Regions from separate parts of the Homo sapiens genome. Here regions 2 and 3 are each linked to region 1. Evidence: chromatin contacts called from ENCODE Hi-C data. All regions are on one chromosome and are shown on one strand. Each heading gives the region's core, a stretch centred on a gene start or an enhancer-like site at or near the end of the contact. The rest is flanking DNA. Distances are from core to core; before and after follow the strand shown.

Region 1 (2,589 bases), core at 54-2,553:
GTAACTTTTCTCGGTGTAGCTCCCTGGATTCCTCCAGTAGCTGTTTCCGCTGGGTTTGAGCTTGTTTTATATGCTTGTTCAGATCCGTCATTTCCGCCACTATCTTTTCTTTAAGCCTTGTCTCTACCTTTGTTAGCTTCTCTGGCTTGACAAAATTATTTATTAGACTATGATACGGTGGAAGGAGCCTTCTGGGGCCCTCAGCAAACCTGAAAGAACAAACGAGACATTCCTCTGTCAGTTAATGAAACTTTAGGAAGTAAGTGCACAACTGTCCTTCATTCATACAAGAGAATATTTCTGAGCACCAGAATGTTCCAGACATTATGCAAGGTGTGGGGAATCCAGCTAGTGGTAAAGGATGAGGAATGTAGCTCGTCATTTACAACGTGCATTCACTACAACCCTGGGAGGTATTACCTCAGTTTTAAAAAAGGAGAAAACAGGTTCAGAGAGTTTAAGTGACTTGCCCATGACTCACACCACTAGCAAGTGGCAGAGCCTGGGTATTAAAGCCAGATCTTATGACTTACTGAACACTGTTTGCAGCTACAAAGGGTCACAGAAACAGACTGGGTGGTCAGGAGTAGAAATAATTTTCTAGGCTCTTTCATCATCTTTCCTGAGTTTCTGAGGGACCTTCAGTGACTGGAGGGGAGGAAGCTCCCCTCCAGTACCTACTTGCACCTGGAATCCAAGCATTCATCCTGAAGGTCACGGCAACTGTGTAGTTCACTGAGGGTGACTGCCAAGGAATGAGCGCTAGCATCAGGAACCTGCGTCTGCAACTCGCGGGAACAATGTGCAAGTGTGGAAAGCTCCCGTAGTTTATTCGTTCGGTGCTCAAAGGGTCTCGGTGCTGCCCAGCAACCCTGGAGACTGCACCCTGCTCCAGTCCCGGCTGGTCCAGCCCTGAACTGTTTAACCGCCTCGGCTACCGAATAAGCCCGAGCAGCCGGTCCTCCAGTGGCTCCGCTCCCCGTTCTCTGTGGGCTCAAAATGACAGGCATGCTCCTCGTTTTCTTGCTGTGTGAGCCCTGCCCTCGGGACCCCATCTCTTCTGGCCTTCCTCCGGGAGACAAAAGCCCTCCCAGGCTGCAGAGATCAGCGCCCTTTTCCTAGCTCCCTTCAGCCTTCCTCTCGCTTGCTCAGCGCCCCCACTTCCTCGCCACTGTCACTAGTTGACTCATCAGCCCTGCCCGACGCTAAGAAGATGCCCTGGCAACCGCCGCGCCCCTCACCCGCTCCTTTCTGACGCTGTGGTGGTTTTCGTTCGCAGCCCAGAACATTGCGGAAGTTTCTCTACCCATGCGGTGTCTCTATGGTCGGGTGGGTGGGGCCAGGAGGAAGATGGCGGCGTCCGCAGCTGCCGCTGAGCTCCAGGCTTCTGGGGGTCCGCGGCACCCAGTGTGTCTGTTGGTGTTGGGAATGGCGGGATCCGGGAAAACCACTTTTGTACAGGTGACGTACACAGCATGGGTGTAGTAGGGGAGCGCAAAAGGTTGCCTCCGGCAGGCGGAAGGCCAGGAAGAAAGGGAGGGAAGAGGATTTGGAGGGTACCGGCGCATGGCTTTCGGGGGCTTCCCATCAACTTTAGTTCCTTCCCCGGCAAAGCCTCCTCGGGCCCTAGCCAGGTTAATTAAGGCTCTCTTCTGCGCACCTTCAGGGCATACTCGGTCCAGCTTACCACGTTGTACAGGAATTGTCTTGCTGATAAAATTGCGTTTCTCGGAGGCAAGTTACAAGTAACTTTAAAGATTAATACAGTGCTAGCACACAGGTTTTGGTGAAGATTTGCCAAATATTTCTTGCACGCCTGTCATGTTCCATTCACTGGGGATATAGCGAAAATGAGGTTGACAAGATTCATTCGTGGGGCCAAATATTTAATGGAGGAGATAGAGAAAACCCACATACGAAGAATCAAAACAAGTAAACAAGTGACTACGAGTAGGGGAAGCTTTGTTAGATGGGTGATGAAGAAAGGTAGCATTTGAACTGAGAGTTGTATCTTGGAGGTGGACATGGTGGATATTTCAGGTAGAAGAAAATCTAAGTGCAATATTCTTAAGGCATGGGTGTTAAAGGAATGGAAGTTCTCTCTTGTCCCCTCTTTGTCTCCTTCCAACCCTCTCCCCATATCTCTGCAGAGGCTCACAGGACACCTGCATGCCCAAGGCACTCCACCGTATGTGATCAACCTGGATCCAGCAGTACATGAAGTTCCCTTTCCTGCCAATATTGGTGAGTAAACCAGTAACATAACTTGTGTGCAGTGCTTTAAAGAGAATGGAAAAGGCCAGGCGTGGTGGCTCACGGCTGTAATCTCAGCACTTTGGGAGGCCGAGGCAGGTAGATCACGAGGTCAGGAGTTCAAGACCAGCCTGGCCAAGATGGTGAAACTCCATCTCTACTAAAAATACAAAAAATTAGCCAGGCACGGTGGCAGGCACCTGTAATTCCAGCTACTCGGGAGGCTGAGGCAGGAGAGTTGCTTGAACCCGGGTGGCAGAGGTTGCAGTGAGCCAAGATCGTGCCACTGCACTCCAGCCTGGTCAATAGAGTGAGACTCTGTAAAGCCTCCAGCCT
Region 2 (2,589 bases), core at 41-2,540, 490 kb before region 1:
CAAACACTTGGCCAGGTTCCAGGCTTCTACAGTAAGGAGTACTGGCCCCTCTCTCCATGGCAGGTGCCCATACAACTTCTAGCTTGCTACCAAAACCCTACTTCCAGACCCACTTCTTTAGAGACACCAAGAGTGACCTTACTCGTTCAACCCTTTCCCCAAGGGGGTAGAGAGGGAGCTCCTCACCGGCCTTCTCTGCCTTGTTGCCCTGCTGTTGATGTGCCTGGAAGCGCAGGAGCTGACAGTGGGCATCCTGCCCTGCAGCAAGGATGTCACCAGCCAGTGCCAAGTTCATGGTGGCCCGTGTCTCTGTGTCATGGGAGTGCAGCAAGGAGGCACTCAAGCGCCCATTAATCAGCTCTAGCTGCAGAAAGTGCTGTGGGAGGGGGAACCCGGATGAGCAAGTTCAGGGGTGCCCAGAGAGCACGTTTAGGGAAGAGTCTGATGTCTTACCCCTTTGCTTTCTGCACGTTCTAGTTCACAAGGGTTTCTCGAGTCTTTTTTCTCTCATTTGGGCCTCACAAATCTACACAGTGAGCAGGACTGGGATTATTACCTCTATTTTACAGAACAGGGTGAAGCTCAGGAGAGGGAAGGAACTTAGCCTAAACCCAAATGCACCACTCTCGCCGCTGCTAGAGGGCAGGCAAGACCTCCCGGAAAAGGCCAGTATAAGACCCCTGGAGCTGCTCTGAGGCGGAGCTGAAGCGTTCCTGGCGACTCTGCAGCTGTGTGCAGTTTTCACTTTACCTTAAAAGCCTCTCCTCCGCCCGCTGAGTTCTCGACTGAAATTCGCCCCTGGGCGTCAGGCAAGCGGGTCTTCCCAACAGAAGTGGGCAGGGCCCGAAGCTGGAGTGTGGCCCGCCCCGCGACCCCCCGGCCACCCTGGAATCGCCGCCAGCCCGCAGCAAGACCCAGCCCCAGTGGCCCTGCGCTCTCACCACGCCATTCTTTATGCCTGTCTTGGCGGCGCCTCCTCCGCCCGCAGCGATGAGCAGCCCAGTGCTGGGGTCGACCTGAAGCGCGTACAACGGGAACGGAGCCCGGTACAGCTCTGGCGCCCGGCGCCGGCCCATCCCGCCCGGCGCGCGTTCACTGCCCGCACCGCGGCACCCAGGACATGCCGCGCCGGGCCTTCGACTACTGCCCCGGCGGCTGGTGAACTCGGCCCCGTCGCCGCCGGGAGCACTCCCTACCCCTCTCACACCGGGGAGTTGCCAAAACCCTGACCATCAGCAGGAAGCCGAGCCTCAGCTCGGCTCCGTCCAAGTCGGTCTCGCAGACGCGCACTGCGCATGCGCACCTGTCTCGCGGCTCCCTCCGCGCAGGCGCAGGAGCGCCGACACGCGTCAGCACTAGCCGGCCGCGGGGCCGCGTTTCCCGGGGCGGGGCTTCGGTTCTCCACCCCTGGCGCGGAGGCAGAGTCGCCCAGCACCGACTTCGCCATTTTTGTGCGGGGCGCGGGGCGCGGGCGGAGGAGGTGGAGCCAATGGAGGTTGATGAAGGTCAACCTTTAATAAAGAAATCCGACTCGCGCCTGTAATCCCAGCACTTTGTGAGTCCTAGGCGGGCGGATCAGGAGTTCGAGACCAGCCTGACCAACATGGAGAAACCCCGTCTCTACCAAAAATACAAAGGGCGTGGTGGCGTGCGCCTGTAATCCCAGCTACTCGGGAGCCTGAGGCAGGAGAATCACTTGAACCTGGGAAGTAGAGGTTGCAGTGAGCCGAGATCGCGCCATTGCCATTGCTCTTCAGCCTGGGCAACAAGCAACAAGAGTGAAACTCCGTCTCAAAAAAAAAAAAATCCTCTGCCAGGCACGGTGGTTCATGCCTGTAATCCTCCTGTAATCCCAACACTTTCGGAAAGTCCGAGAGAGGAGGATGGCTTGAGCCCAGGCTTTCGAGACAGCCTGGGCAACATGGGGATCCGTCCCTACGAAATATTTAAAAATTAGCCAAACATCGTGGCACCTGTGGGCCCAGGTGCCCAGGAGGCTCAGGCGGGAGGATCACTTGAGACTGGGAGGTCGAGGCTGCGCTGGACCACCAGTGATGTCACCACTGCACTCCAGCCCCTGGGCAACAGAGCTAGACCCTGTCTCTCACACACATAAAATCCTCAAATAAGGACTGTTCCCATCTGAGGAGTGATATGCCAACTCCTAGGAGCACAGGCCTTTGCATCTTACCTCAGAGAGGAAGTGATTTGCCCGAGGGCACACACCAGAAACCACCGGAGTCTCTTGCTTCTTAACGGAGGCAGCATGAACTTAAAAATAAACCTGACTTCAAATGCTGAATCCATTGCTTCCTCGTATGAGGACACGTCTGTCATCCTTAACGCCTATCGCCCACTTTTGGCAGGGGTGGTGTCTGCCATTCCCTTTCTCAAGGCTTCACACTCCTGGGCTGGTGGCTTGGTGGGTGGCCAGCTGCTTTGCTGGCCTCAGAGGGGGCAGTTTGGCTCCCGGGCAGGTATCTTCTGCGCCTGACACTCCATTCTCCCTCGGGTTTCTGATCTGATGAGGACCTTTGTGCACTCCTGAGAGCGAGCACAAGGGATGTCCTTCCCTGCAAAGAGACGCCC
Region 3 (2,589 bases), core at 55-2,554, 410 kb before region 1:
GCAGTGGAGTTAGGAGTGCTGTTTTGCGGGCAGGGGATGGATCTTACAAAGTACATTCTCAAGGGTGGGGAGAATTACAAAGAACCTTCTTAAGCGTGGGAGAGATTACAAGGAAACTTCTTAAGGGTAAGGGAGATTACAAAGTATATTGATCAGTTAGGGTGGGGCAGAAACAAATCACAATGGTGGAATGTCATCAGTTAAGGCTATTTTCATTTCTTTTGTGGATCTTCAGTTGCTTCAGACCATCTGGATGTATACGTGCAGGTCACAGGGGATATGATAGCTTAGCTTGGGCTCAGAGGCCTGACATTATTGTTACTGTTTTTATCTGTAATTTTCTTTCTTCTTCCTTTATCCTAGCAATGATTGAGAGAATCTAAGTTGAAACAGATAATTGAGAAATATGCCTAATGAAATGGATAAAGTGATGTTCTCTATTTCTCTCTGGCCTCCAGAAATGTGTCCTGAGAATGGATCTTGTGTACCTGATGGTCCAGGTCTTTTGCAGTGTGTTTGTGCTGATGGTTTCCATGGATACAAGTGTATGCGCCAGGTGAGGAATTAGGCCGTCTAACTAGGGATACAAGGAATGCATAGAGCAAGTCTTCTCAGAAAGGAGAGCCACAAGACCAGGAGCTGATACAAATTTCCTATAGGTGGAAAACTATAGAATTGCCCTAGACAAAGTGATAGGTATATTAGGAAAGAACTAGGTGTTAGGATGTGGCCCTCCGTGTAACGTTGTATGGGGGTGTTTTTTGGTCTGTTGTTCACAGGGCTCGTTCTCACTGCTTATGTTCTTCGGGATTCTGGGAGCCACCACTCTATCCGTCTCCATTCTGCTTTGGGCGACCCAGCGCCGAAAAGCCAAGACTTCATGAACTACATAGGTCTTACCATTGACCTAAGATCAATCTGAACTATCTTAGCCCAGTCAGGGAGCTCTGCTTCCTAGAAAGGCATCTTTCGCCAGTGGATTCGCCTCAAGGTTGAGGCCGCCATTGGAAGATGAAAAATTGCACTCCCTTGGTGTAGACAAATACCAGTTCCCATTGGTGTTGTTGCCTATAATAAACACTTTTTTCTTTTTTTTTCCTCTCTTTCTTTTTAAGGAAAGGCGCCCTGCCTTTACGTGTTTCTTGCTTGGGGTGGGAGGGACTGCTTTAGGGCAGCCGGTTTTTTCAGGTTTCCCCCGGTTTTGCAGTGCGGAGACCACGGGGGCCCACTCCCCGTGGCTCCGCGGACCCCGCCCCTTACGTGCCCGGCCCCGCCCCTCACGCCGCCTGTGTCCGCGCCGCCGCAGTCTCTGCTGCTGCCGCCAAGCGCGCCCGAGGCTCCTACGCTGCCGCGCCCGGCTTCTCTCCAGCGCCCCGCGCCGTTAGCCACGTGGACCGACTCCGGCGCGCCGTCCTCACGTGGTTCCAGTGGAGTTTGCAGTCCTTCCCGCTTCTCCGTACTCGCCCCCGCCTCTGAGCTCCCTTCCCATGGCGGCCCTAGTGTTGGAGGACGGGTCGGTCCTGCGGGGCCAGCCCTTTGGGGCCGCCGTGTCGACTGCCGGGGAAGTGGGTAAGCAAGCCCGGTTAGGCTGCAGACCTTATCCCACTCTGTGATGCGCCTCTCCTCCCAACCTTCCCCGTCCAGACCCCGCCATTTTCCCGCCAGCGTACCCCCTTCCCCCATTCGGTGCCCATGGGCCCCAGCGCCATAAACCCCTCGCGACCAAGGCAGCCTCCACTGGGGCGTGCTCATCGCGCGGGGAGTGTTCCGAAGGGTGCCCTACCGGAGCCCAGCCCTGCTTCTTTCTTGCAGTGTTTCAAACCGGCATGGTCGGCTACCCCGAGGCCCTCACTGATCCCTCCTACAAGGCACAGATCTTAGTGCTCACCTATCCTCTGATCGGCAACTATGGCATCCCCCCAGATGAAATGGATGAGTTCGGTCTCTGCAAGGTAGCCACACCCAGTGCTTTCTCTACATTCCTTTTCAAGTCAGTAATTGTTAACTATTAGTGAAGTAGGAGACGTTGACACCCTGCTGGGCATCCTGCAGAAAACATACCCACTGAAGTAGTAAAGTCAAGGACTAAGATCACTAGTAACTGTAGTTAGGGGTTGTTAAGTGCCTTGGGAGGCACAGAGTGTTGGAGGCCTCAGGAAAAAGCTACCGCCTTTGTTAAGGGCATCAAGGCTCCAGGTATAGCTGAAAGCATTCTGTATGTAGTGAAGGCATGGATCAAGGAAAAGTAAAAGAGGTGTAAGGGAACAGCCTTGTCCAACTTGTTAGGCATGCAGAAGTCAGGAGAAAAAAGCCTGCAGATAAGTTAAATCCGGTGGGCATGGAGGGACCTGAAGCCAAAGCAGAGTCAGCTTAGTTTGGTAAAGGATCCATTGAAGGTTTTTTTTTAGCAGCAGAGTCAGATGGGAGCAGTGCTTTTTAGGACTACATAAATTAGTGGAAAGAGACTGGAAACTAGGGTCACATACTTCTCTGTGACAGTGAGTGCCAGTTTACCTACAAAACCAGTGACATTATCTTCTAGACCTACTGACATGGCCTCGTCTGATTCTCTGCTTTTCAGTTGTGTTC

What was found. Hi-C counts contacts between places; a loop is a spot of excess contacts on that map. Pooled maps may share reads with other maps.
Region 2: a loop to region 1 is called in a pooled map, with 12 times the contacts of the local background. The contact joins the promoter of PREB here to the promoter of CCDC121 in region 1. A Hi-C loop is called at or near these places in 7 of 50 pooled maps.
Region 3: a map of heart left ventricle shows a loop between it and region 1 (10-fold over the local background). The contact joins the promoter of CAD here to the promoter of CCDC121 in region 1. A Hi-C loop is called at or near these places in 2 of 168 maps with a recorded cell type or tissue (CD8-positive, alpha-beta T cell and heart left ventricle) and 9 of 50 pooled maps.

Annotation. Positions count from the first base shown.
Region 1 is chr2:27,627,709-27,630,297 of GRCh38, forward strand. CCDC121 (coiled-coil domain containing 121) reads right to left here and starts at 1,304. Exons shown (of 2, transcript NM_024584.5): 1 at 1,242-1,304; 2 at 1-209. The coding sequence starts at 91. It overlaps GPN1 (GPN-loop GTPase 1), which reads left to right and starts at 1,342. Exons shown (of 14, transcript NM_007266.4): 1 at 1,342-1,461; 2 at 2,151-2,244. The coding sequence starts at 1,351. RefSeq lists a silencer at 274-568 and enhancers at 1,017-1,076, 1,137-1,446, 1,487-1,586.
Region 2 is chr2:27,133,346-27,135,934 of GRCh38, forward strand. PREB (prolactin regulatory element binding) reads right to left here and starts at 1,291. Exons shown (of 9, transcript NM_013388.6): 1 at 942-1,291; 2 at 187-376. The coding sequence starts at 1,076. RefSeq lists a silencer at 1,010-1,109 and enhancers at 1,048-1,704, 1,180-1,229.
Region 3 is chr2:27,216,065-27,218,653 of GRCh38, forward strand. CAD (carbamoyl-phosphate synthetase 2, aspartate transcarbamylase, and dihydroorotase) reads left to right here and starts at 1,305. Exons shown (of 44, transcript NM_004341.5): 1 at 1,305-1,569; 2 at 1,813-1,952. The coding sequence starts at 1,488. ATRAID (all-trans retinoic acid induced differentiation factor) reads left to right here. Exons shown (of 7, transcript NM_001170795.4): 6 at 459-556; 7 at 780-1,093. The coding sequence ends at 884. RefSeq lists a silencer at 1,177-1,406.